Regions from separate parts of the Homo sapiens genome. Here region 2 is linked to region 1. The links are chromatin loops, found by intact Hi-C in ENCODE. Cell type or tissue: heart right ventricle. All regions are shown on one strand. Each heading gives the region's core, and the rest is flanking DNA. Links, peaks and the distances in the headings are about the cores only. Region 1 has its middle 35 kb from the start of COMMD2. Region 2 overlaps WWTR1 (WW domain containing transcription regulator 1).

Region 1 (5,386 bases), core at 221-5,220:
AATTTATAATAGGTAATAGTAATTAAGACAGTGTGGTAGTGGCATAAAGACCACACATAAAGACCAATGAATACAATAGAGAATCCAGAAATAAATCTTCAAATATATGGTCAAATGATTTTTGGTAAGGGAACCATGATTATTCAATAAGAAAAGGACAGTCTTTTCAACAAATGGTGCTGAGAAAACTAGATATTTACATGCAAAATAATGAACTTTTACCTTTACCTAATACCATACGCATAATTTAGCTCAAAGTAGATCCATGGCCTAAATGTAAGCCCTAAAACTATAAAACTCTTAGAAGAAAACATAAGGCAAAAACTTCACGACATGGGATTAGGCAGTGATTTTGTGTGATGACACCAAAGGCACAGGCAACAAAAGAAAAAAACAGACAAATTGGACTTCATGAAAATTTAAAAATTTTATATCAAAAGACACTATCAACAGAATAGAAAGACAGCCTACAGAATTTGAGAATATATTTACACGTCATATATCTGATAAGGGATTAGTATCCAGAATATATGGAGAACTCCTAAAACTCAACAACAAAAATACAAACAGCTCAATTCAAAAATGGGTGAAGGACTTGAATAGATATTTGATACTTCTCCAAGAAGATATACAAATGGCCAATCAGCACATGCAAAGATGCTCAGCCTTACTAATCATTATGGAAATGCAAGTCAAAACTATAGTGAGAGCCACCTGGACACCCTTAGGATGGCTACTATCAAAGCAATAGAAAATAAAATGTGTTTGCAGGGTATGTGGAGAAAATAGAATCTTTGTGCCTGTTTGGGGGATATAGAATGGTATAACCACTGTGGAAAGCAGTATGGTGGTTTCTCAAAAAATTAAAAATAGATTTACCATATGATCCAGCAGTGCCATACTCAGAAGAATTAAAAGCAAAGTATCAAAGATATTTGTATGCTCGTGTTCATACAGCATTACTTACAATAGCTAAAACATTGAAGCAACCCAAGAGGCCATTGACAGATGAATGAAAAAGCAAAATGTGATATATACTTACAATAGAATATTGTTCAGCCTTAAGGCTGGGCACAGTGGCCACGCCTGTAATCCCAGCACTTTGGGAAGCCGAGGCAGGTGGATCACCTGAGGTCAGGAGTTCAAGATCAGCCTGACCAACGTGGTGAAACCCTGTCTCTACTAAAAATAAAAAAATTAGCTGGGCTTGGTGGCTGACGCCTGTAGTCCCAGCTACTCAGGAGGCTGAGGCCCAAGAATCACTTGAACTCGGGAGGCAGAGGTTGCAGTGAGCCCCAAGATGATGCCACTGCACCCCAGCCTGGGCAACAGAGTGAGACTCGGTCTCAAAAAAGAAAAAAAAAAAAAGAAAAAGAATATTATTCAGCCTTAAAAAGGAAGAAAATTCAGGCCAGGCATGGTGCCTCACATCTGTAATCCCAGCCCTATGGGAGGCCAAGTCAGGCAGATCACTTGAGGTCAGGAGTTCAAGACCAGCCTGGCCAACATAGTGAAATCCCATCTCTACCAAAAATACAAAAATTAGCCAGGCGTGGTGACAAGCACCAGTAATCCCAGCTCCTCAGGAGGCTGAGGCAGGAGAACCGCTTGAACCTGGGAGGCAGACGTTGCACTGAACCGAGATCATACCACTGCACTCCAGCCTGGGCAACAGAATGAGACCCTGCCACAAGAAAAAAAAAATGAAGAAGAAGAAGAAAGAAAATTCTGAGGCATGCTACAACATGGATGAACCTTGAGGACATTAGGCTAAGTGAAATAAGCCAGTCACAAAACAACAAATACTATATGATCCCACTTTTATGAAGTACTTAAAGTAGTCAAAATCATAGAGACAGAAAGTAGAATGATGGTTGCCAGGGGTAGCAGGAAGGGAGCAATGAGTTGTTGTTTAACGGGCATAGAGTTTCAATTTTGCAAGATGAAAAGAGATCTGGAGATGGATGCTGGTGATGTTTGCACAACCATATGAATATACTGAATGCCACTCAGCTGTGCACTTAAAAATGATTAAGATAGTAAATTTTGTTACATATATTTTACCATAATAAACTTTGGGTAAAAAATTAAAATGAAAAGAACCAAAGTGAGATAGCAGAGGACCCTGTGAGCTGTTGAGCCTGTGTGAACAGAGACTAGTGGCCCTCATGGCATGTGGCTGAATGAGTGGTTGGTAACGATCTCCTGCTTTCTACTATCTGTTTCCTTTTCTTCCTCAGTTTTTTTCTTAATCTGCTTCCTTGAGAAAACAATCCTGCTTCTTTGAGATACAAAATTCCAAGTTTGATGTGGTGATTATGGGGAAAAAAAGAACGTAAGGTCACAATGAGAAGATGGGACACTATGGAAGGCCCTTTAATTTTCTAATAGTCACATAGACTTTAAAAAATAGTCTCTGGGGTCTGGTAACTTGGTAATGTCATTGAGTTATTATAAAAGAGTAAGCAATTTTATAATATATTTGTTTAGGGATATAATTTTGTATAATTTCCCTTGTTCACTTATTTTTCAGTATAAATCAGCCTTGATGATATGATCATTTCTATTTTTTTCTAAAATTAGAATAATAATAATACCTGTTTTATTAATGGTGATATAAAATCTAGGAGAAAAACATGAATGAATACTCACAAGTATTTACTACTTGTGAGTAGTAGAAAACATGTGAATACTAACAAGCTACCATAGTCTTGTTCCTGAATTTCCATAAGAGAGACCTTCCAAATGTATGAATTTTTATGTCTATATCTTAAGCCAAGAATATCCTTCTTCACTATACCCACCCTACACCTAATCAGGAAATTTTCAAAGTCTTTCAACATATTTCATATTCACAAATTGCTTATGTTGGATCATCACCCTTGTCCTTCACTTCTTGGGCACCAGAGGGCATACATCTTAAATCTCACTTTCTCAGAGACACAAATCCTTTTTCCCTCCACTGCAGGATTTTCTCCTCTGGATTTGCTCTGGCACCTCGAAGAAGCTTAGGGGAACAGTTCAGCTTTGCTCTTCCTGATAATTAGTGGCTTTCCTGATGGTGTGGTTCAACACACCCACCAGAGACGGAAGGTAATGATTACTCAGGAGACCTGCTTCCTTTATCAATCTGCACAATCAAAAGAATTGTCCTTGAAAATAGTCTTTGTAGACCATTAGTTCATAATCTTTTTTGTTTGTTTGTTTGTTTTGCTAACTTTTCATTGTTTTTAGGCTGAAGATAGCCTAAAATTGTATTCATTACTTTAGCCTTCGAAGCTTATAAAGTGAGATAATAGAAGTGAAACTGCTTTCGAACGGGAAAGAAGCACCATATAATTGCAAAGTAGAATTACCTTTAGGAGAAATGTTAACCAGACAAGGCCAGTCTGTCACCCACTGGGGAGTCGCACAATCTCAGCTCGCTGCAGCCTCAACCTCCCCAGCTCAAGCAATCCTCCCACGTCAGCCCCCAGATAGCTGGGACTACAGGCATGTGCCACCTAAGTTTTTTATTTTTTATAGAGACAGGGTTCACCCTATGTTGCCCAGTCTGGTCTCGAACTCTGGGCTCAAGTAACCCGCCCACCTCAGCTTCCCAAAGTGCAAGGATTAGAGGTATGAGCTGCTATGCTTGGCCCATAATTTTTGATTCTTGTGACTGTATGCCCACATTTTTTTTCTTATGATTTCTCTGTAGATCTGTCCTTATAAAAATTTTTATTTTCTAAACTTGTTAATTCTTCTGGACATATCCTAAACTACACATTTAGAGCCACCCAAGTAGCCATCCATCCACTTATGAAATAATATGAGTATTAAGAAATCTAGAAATTAAATTTAAAAAATAAAATATGACTTTTTGTTTGTTTACTATTAAAAAACAGGTCTCAACAATCAATAAGTAAATGATTCTAAGAGAAAATGTTAAAATATAATTTTTTTTTCCCTAATACCAGATAAGAATATTTTTATTTTCCTTTGGGCCATCCCTCAATCACAGTATATTCAGAGTAGTTTTCAAATTTTGTAGGATTGTTTTTATCTTTCTGTGGCTTTGACAAGTATCAAGTATGGGTAGATTTAGTTGAAAAGGTAAGTAGGCCACAGAGCATCAGAACAATTTCTTTATTTTATTTTATTATTTTTTTTTGAGATGGAGTCTCCCTTTGTCACCCAGGCTGTAGTGCAGTGGTGTGATCTCGGCTCACTGCACCCTCTGCCTTCCAGGTTCCAGCAATTCTCCTGCCCAGCCTTCTGAGTAGCTGGGATTACAGCTGTGTGCCACCATGCCTGGCTAATTTTTGAATTTTTAGTAGAGACAGGGTTTTACCATGTTGGCCAGGCTGGTCACAAACTCCTGCCCTCAAGTGATCCACCCATCTCGGCCTCCCAAAGTGCTGGGATTACAGGCATGAGCCACCACGCCAGGCGCAGAACAATTTCTGAATTCAAAACAAATAGCCCTGAATAGTAAATTCTCTCTTCACTGAATAGAGAATTCATGTTCAATGTTTTGTCAATGTTTTCATTGTAGGCAAACCTGAGACCAATTTTCTTAGGAAGACAATGCCATAAATGTTGATGAGGCTCCCTAGTTAACCCCCACCCCAAACCAAACCAAACAAGACTTTTTATCCAGTTAAATATGTTGTAGTCCCCTCTGAGATCCCCATCACTCTTTGCTATTCATATTTTTACTATTTTTGTGATTAGCATAAGTATTAGAAAGAGAAATTAATATCTGCAGAGCACTTTATCCACATGTACTAAGTTGTACTTATATCCCAACTCTATGTGAGGTATATGTATGAAGTACTGTTGTTCTGGGATCTTTGGGATTGGGATGTCGCTTTTCTGGCCGGAAATCTCTTTGGCTGGTGGTGCCTTTGCCCAAGTTTTCTCAGGCCCTCTGGGCTTGTTCCGCCCACTCGGCCTGGCAGGCTGTGCTCAGCTCATGCTACTGGCCCTTGATCACACCTCTAAGGGAGACTGAGTCAGGTGTGGAGCGGCAAGGGATGTGTAAGCAAGCGTGGGATCCGGCCACTGCGCACAAATACGCCGGCTGCTGCCAGGGGGCAGGCAGTTCCGAGTGCTGGCACGGGTGCCAGCGCTCTGTGAGGCTATGCTGGACCAGGCACACTGCAAGCAACTTCCCCAGCTGGCACCGGAAAATGCAGTGACGCCCAGAAGCTTGACACCCAGAAGCTTGGAGATGCCTGCAACTGCAGGCCCCCAAAGAGGGAGTCACAGCCCTGGCTTGGGGAGCTCCCAGGTCTGGGCTCCCTGAAGGGCCGCAGGTGTTCTCTCCTCTTCACCCACAACATGGTGGACAAGGGGCATGTTTCAGCCCTGTTTGTGTCACAGCTCTTTTAGCCTTGCCATT
Region 2 (5,386 bases), core at 222-5,221, 150 kb after region 1:
CGACTGCCTACAGGTACAATTCTAGTCTCAAATCCCTATCCTTATTTCCCTTTTTTCCTTTTTTTTTCATAATTGCTGCATAACATGTGTCAGATAGCATGCCAAGTGCTTCCATGCCTTACCTTATGAAAGCCTTCCAAAACCCCTGCAAAAAGTAGCAGGCTCTCCAGTTTATACATGAAGAAACTTTCCGAAAGTCTTGCAGCTTGTGGAGAGCAGAGCTGGAGAGCAGGCTAGTCTGATTTTAGAAGGGAGTTAACCATTACATAACCTGCAGGTGGCTTCTCCCCATACCTGCCGTGGGATAATATGGCTCACTTTTTACTTCATTTACAATACTTAATAAGTGCGATTTTAGACTTGAGAAGAGAATATTTTCTGCTAAAATTATCCCCACTAGAGATAATCACCAGTGAATTAATACACTGCAGCAACGGAACCAGTCAGCTTTTTTGGTAATCATTCCCTTCCTTCTCCCCCAGGGCTAAAAATAAAAAAGGGCCAATTTTAAAGTTTTAGAAAAGTTGGTGCCATTTTCAGATAACATTTCCATTTAAGATCAGATATCCAGATATGCTTTATACACAGAACAGTTAATTTTAGGGAGTGAAAAGAATCTCCTGTTGGATTTTCAGGAATGAACAAGATAAAAATGGAAGCGTTATTCCTGGACACCCTTCCCTCATACTGTGGCTTAGCCAAAGTGAGTATGAACTCAAGTAGACCCTAGTCAGCTTCAAGTGTCAGTTCTTCCAGGAAGTCTGAACCTACTGCTTTAAAGCTTGCAGATGTACAGTTTCCAAAAAGCAAATGACATGGAACAACCTCTGTGGAGTTCCTTATCTAAAGGGCAGATCAAAGAAAATGCAACCAGTTCTGGTACCAGCAGTGGTAAACCAAAGCCTCCAGTGAGTTATTTTGTCCCAAATATACAGGAGCTCGTGTAGAAATCAGATGCCACTGTAGTAAAGAGACCCCAAATTAGGTGGCATTAGACTGGTTTTTACAGTTTGTTTAACCATTTAATTTTCATCGAAAATTCTAAAAACTGATTATTAAAGTTTTAACTTTAACTTTGTAATCAATTATAATCGGAAAAAAATCTTTCATGAACCCAGTTTACAAAAAAAAAAAAAAAAAAAAAAGAAAAGAAAAAAAAATTCAAACACTTCCTCCAATCTCCCTTTCCTCAGTCCCCAAGTTTGTTTCCTGGAGCCAACCAGTGTTTCTAGTTGTGTGTGTGTGTATGTTTAATCATACTAAGGTTAGCATATCATAACCACTGTTCTGTATCTTGCTTTTTTCACCTGCCTGTCCATACATATAGAGCTGCTTCATTCTTTTAAAAATTTGCCTATTAGTCTACTATATTAATATGCTATAATTAGTTTATTTAACTAACTCCTATCTGGTAGATATTTAGGTTGTTACTAGTGTGTTGCTAGCATACAAATACTGGAGTGGATATCCTTTGTCATGTTCTTTTATGCATTCTCCTTAATTTTTAAAATTTGTGCGATATGTAGGAAGTGGACTAATTAAAAGAAGCTTGAATGCTTGGAACTAGATATTGAAGGCACATGTGAGTCTGCCTGTATGTGCATACATGCATGCATATGCACACACACACACAAAGTCCAATTGCACTAGTAAAGTATATCTAAAGAAGTTGTAATCTGAACATTCTGAAACAAATTTACCTGTAGCTCAGTAAAATACCTTAGTTTCCAGATTTCTATTTTTATTTAATTTTTGTTATTATTATTATTATTATTATTATTATTATTATTTTGAGAAAGAGGCTCACCCTGTCATCCGGGCTGGAGTGCAGTGGCACGATCTCAGCTCACTGCAACCTCTGCCTCCTGGTTCAAGCAATTCTCATGCCTCAGCTTCCCCAGTAGCTGGGACTATGTGCATGTATCATCACGCCCAGCTAATTTTTGTATTTTTAGTAGAGACGGGATTTCACCATGTTGGCCAAGTTGGTCCCGAACTCCTGACCCCTGGCGATCCGCTTGCCTCAGCCTCCCAAAGCGCTGGGACTACAGGCGTGAGACCCGGCACCCAGCAGTTTCCAGATTTCTAATAAGGCAGTGAATTTCTCAAGACGCACATTCTGGGGTTTTTCCAACAATATTTGTGTATTTGCCCATTGCAAAGTGTGTTTCTAGCTTATGGAGAATCACAGATGTGTCTGAAGGATGGAAATACAACTTGGAATGCCAAGTAAGTTCCAAAGACCAGGACTTAATTTAGAGAGTCTCAATACAGTCAGAATAATAAATGATTTACTCAGACTATTTCATTTCAAGCCATAACTCTGCCTGTGGTTCATAGTCTTTATTATATATCTTTAAACATATAAAAATAAAAAGAGCAGAGCTGGGTGTAGAGGTGCATCCCTGTAGTCCCAGCTACTTGGAAGGCTCTGAGGTGGGAGGATCTCTTGGGCATAGGAGTTTGAGGCCAGCCTGGGCAACATAGTGAGACCCCCAACTCTTAAAAACTAGAAAAAGAAAAGAGCAGATTCTTCTCCTCCCACTCTTCCTTCTTCTTAAATCTAGAACTTTGGTACTTTTCAATGGAATGTAGCTGTCAAATAAGTGAACTAAAGTGATAGGTCTTCTTTAATGCAAGGCATTTATATACATGTGAAAAGGATGTCAAAATACAGTTAATAGCATTACTATCAGATGATAGAATAGTACCTTTTATAACTAATTTTATTTATTTCTAGAGCCGTGATATAATCAGTGGCATAGTTAACTACATTCAGAAACAAATCTTGTATTTGGTCCCTGTATGTTTCTGTAGGTTAGGTACATGGACTTGGGTGTCTGACTGCCAGAATTTGAATCCTGGCTCTGTAGTTACTAGTTTGGTGACCCTTAAGTTATTTGTCTGTGCTTTGATTTCATCATATGTACAATGGGGATTATTAATATATGAGGAACTTACGAGTTTATATATGCAAAGTGCTTAGAACTATGATTGCCACATAGTAAGCTAAAATATATGTTTATTATCATTATTTTTATGGCAAAAAATATTTTATATTTTATTTAACTATAGCATGTTATATTTTAAGACAATTTAACTGTTCTTTATAAGTGCTTTCTAGAATAAAAATGATTTATTTTGGGCTGGTTAGATTGCAAAGTGTTTTAAATTAGGAACAATGTATTCATTACCTTCAGTGAGGATAGTGCCCTCTGGTGGAAATGTTTAAGTTACCTCTCCCAGGAGAAACTTCTTATCACTAGACACCTTATTTTTTATAAGAGCTTTAGATGCCGGGCGCGGTGGCTCACACCTGTAATCCCAGCACTTTGGGAGACCGAGGTGGGAGGATCACGAGGTCAGGAGATCGAGACCGTGATGGCTAACACGGTGAAACCCCGTCTCTACTAAAAATGCAAAAAATTAGCTGGGTGTGGTGGCGGGCGCCTGTAGTCCCAGCTGCTCGGGAGGCTGAGGCAGGAGAATGGCGTGAACCCGGGAGGCGGAGCTTGCAGTGAGCCGAGATTGCGCCACTGCACTCCAGCCTGGGCGACAGAGCGAGACTCCGTCTCAACAACAAAAACAACAACAAAAAGAGCTTTAGATGTATTCCTGTAATGCGACTTGTAAATCAAACCATATTTTTATTGCAAGAGGAAAGACCCATTACTTAGTCATCCTGGAGTGAGTGACTTTGTAAAAACAGAGGATTCTTTCTGCAGGTTGGCAGATTTGTTGAACACTGAGTCTAAGTAAAATGAAATAAGCTCTGAAGGGGAAAATTGCAAAAATATGGTTTTTTTTTTTTTTTTTTTTTTTTTTTTTTTTTTTTTGCACTTTAATTCAAATAGCCATCTCCAGTTTCGTCTAGCTTAAAACTAAAATTTTAGTTTTTGTATTTGCCAAATCAGGCTTTACCAATTTGGATTCTGTCTGAGCAGAGTAATGGCCTTTAAGCCTGAATTCCCAGACATATGCAATAAATGGAAGAAGAAAAGACGACCTTGGGGGACTTTAGACTTGGCTCACTGCAACCTCCACCTCCCAGGTTCAAGCAATTATCCTGCCTCAGCCTCTGGAGTAGCTGGGATTACAGGCGCCCGCCACCACACCCAGCTAATTTTTGTATTTTTAGTAGAGATGGGGTTTCACCATGTTGGCCAGGGTGGTCTCGAACTCCTGACCTCAGGCAATCCGCCCATCTCAGCCTCCCAAAGTGCTGGGATTACAGGCGTGAGCCACTGCACCCAGCCAGAAGTTTGTATGTTTTAAGTAGGTTGTGGGCCTTCCTTACTATTAATACTTACTAAAATTTTAAAAAAGAGAATAAGAGGGAAACAAAAGAGGGAAAAAAATAGACTGCCTACACAGGCTCTGTTATAATGTATAAAACAATGGGCTTGAGAAAATGAAGCCTGCTGCAGATCTTAGTCCTTGGTTAGAGTGGTGGCGAAGTGGGCATGGAAGTGGGATGGAGGGTGGGGACTGTTTTGGAAGAACTTGAAGTCAGAACTGAGTTTCTCTTAATTTAGACGTTTATGTATTGGGTTATTTAACCTCTGAGTCTCATTTTCCTTATCTGTAAAATGGTGATAATGATAGTACCTATCTGATAACGTTGTTTTGAGTATTTAGGTAGTCCATGTCTTGGTACCTGATGTATAGTAAGCTGCCAGCACTTGTATTGTTATAGCTATTATTGTTAGCCAGTTGCCTCATTTTTCCTCCCCTTTCTGGCTCCTGTGTAATCAGAGGAAGATCCTTTGATATGCTCTGTTAGAAAGCCATTCCATTCCTCCTTCAGGAAGACCCAACCATGGTTACTGCAACTTATATTTGTTTGGGCACTTTTGCTTACAAATTGTGAAACTAGCTGGTGTGGTACCAAAAAATAACATTTAACCTCGGACAGCAATTGTGAGAAGATGAAGAGGAGCAAGCTTGTGACTGTCAGGTCATTCACAGAGGGAGTTTGTGAAGAGCAGTCACACTTCTGAGTTCTAAGTGAAGAACATTTTCCCCTCTGCAAGTAGTGAAGTGTTAGATTTTCCCATTCCTCAGCAGACAAATACTGAAAACATGCAACAACTTAAAGTAGCTCCATATTTTAAAATGTTTTTACCAAAAGAAAGTGTCATGCTTTTTTCCTTTCTTTTTTTTTTTGCCTTTTTGGTGATAATCCTAGTGATCATAAACCATGGTGTGCTGAGCTGCTGTCACACACTAATGAGGCTTTTTGTTGGAATGAGACCCTGACCTGAGATGCTAGTATCCTTCCTGACAGTACAGGAAAAAATAAAGACTATAACAACTTCACCAGCCTGCGAACCCTAGCCAATTCAGAAACTTTTGGTAAAGTGCAACTAGAGTGTATTTTCAATAC

The links. Peaks named below come from ENCODE experiments on the same cell type or tissue, not always from the same donor. Only the 100,000 strongest peaks of a DNase experiment are listed, where the experiment ranks them.
Region 2: a loop joins it to region 1, with 4 times the contacts of the local background. A loop is called at or near these places in 28 of 110 quality-filtered maps.

The regions. Positions count from the first base shown.
Region 1 is chr3:149,715,149-149,720,534 of GRCh38, reverse strand. It overlaps a transcript of WWTR1 not described here. Among named protein-coding and RNA genes, the nearest start is that of COMMD2, 35 kb to the left of the region's middle. In heart right ventricle, for the core only: a CTCF peak has its summit at 2,896 (motif pointing right); a DNase peak (open chromatin) is centred at 2,934; H3K4me3 peaks cover 615 bases; H3K27ac peaks cover 508 bases.
Region 2 is chr3:149,566,974-149,572,359 of GRCh38, reverse strand. All of the region lies in intron 3 of WWTR1 (WW domain containing transcription regulator 1), which reads left to right. Among named protein-coding and RNA genes, the nearest start is that of WWTR1-IT1, 82 kb to the left of the region's middle. In heart right ventricle, for the core only: a CTCF peak has its summit at 3,216 (motif pointing left); no DNase peak of the experiment used is centred there; H3K27ac peaks cover 3,237 bases.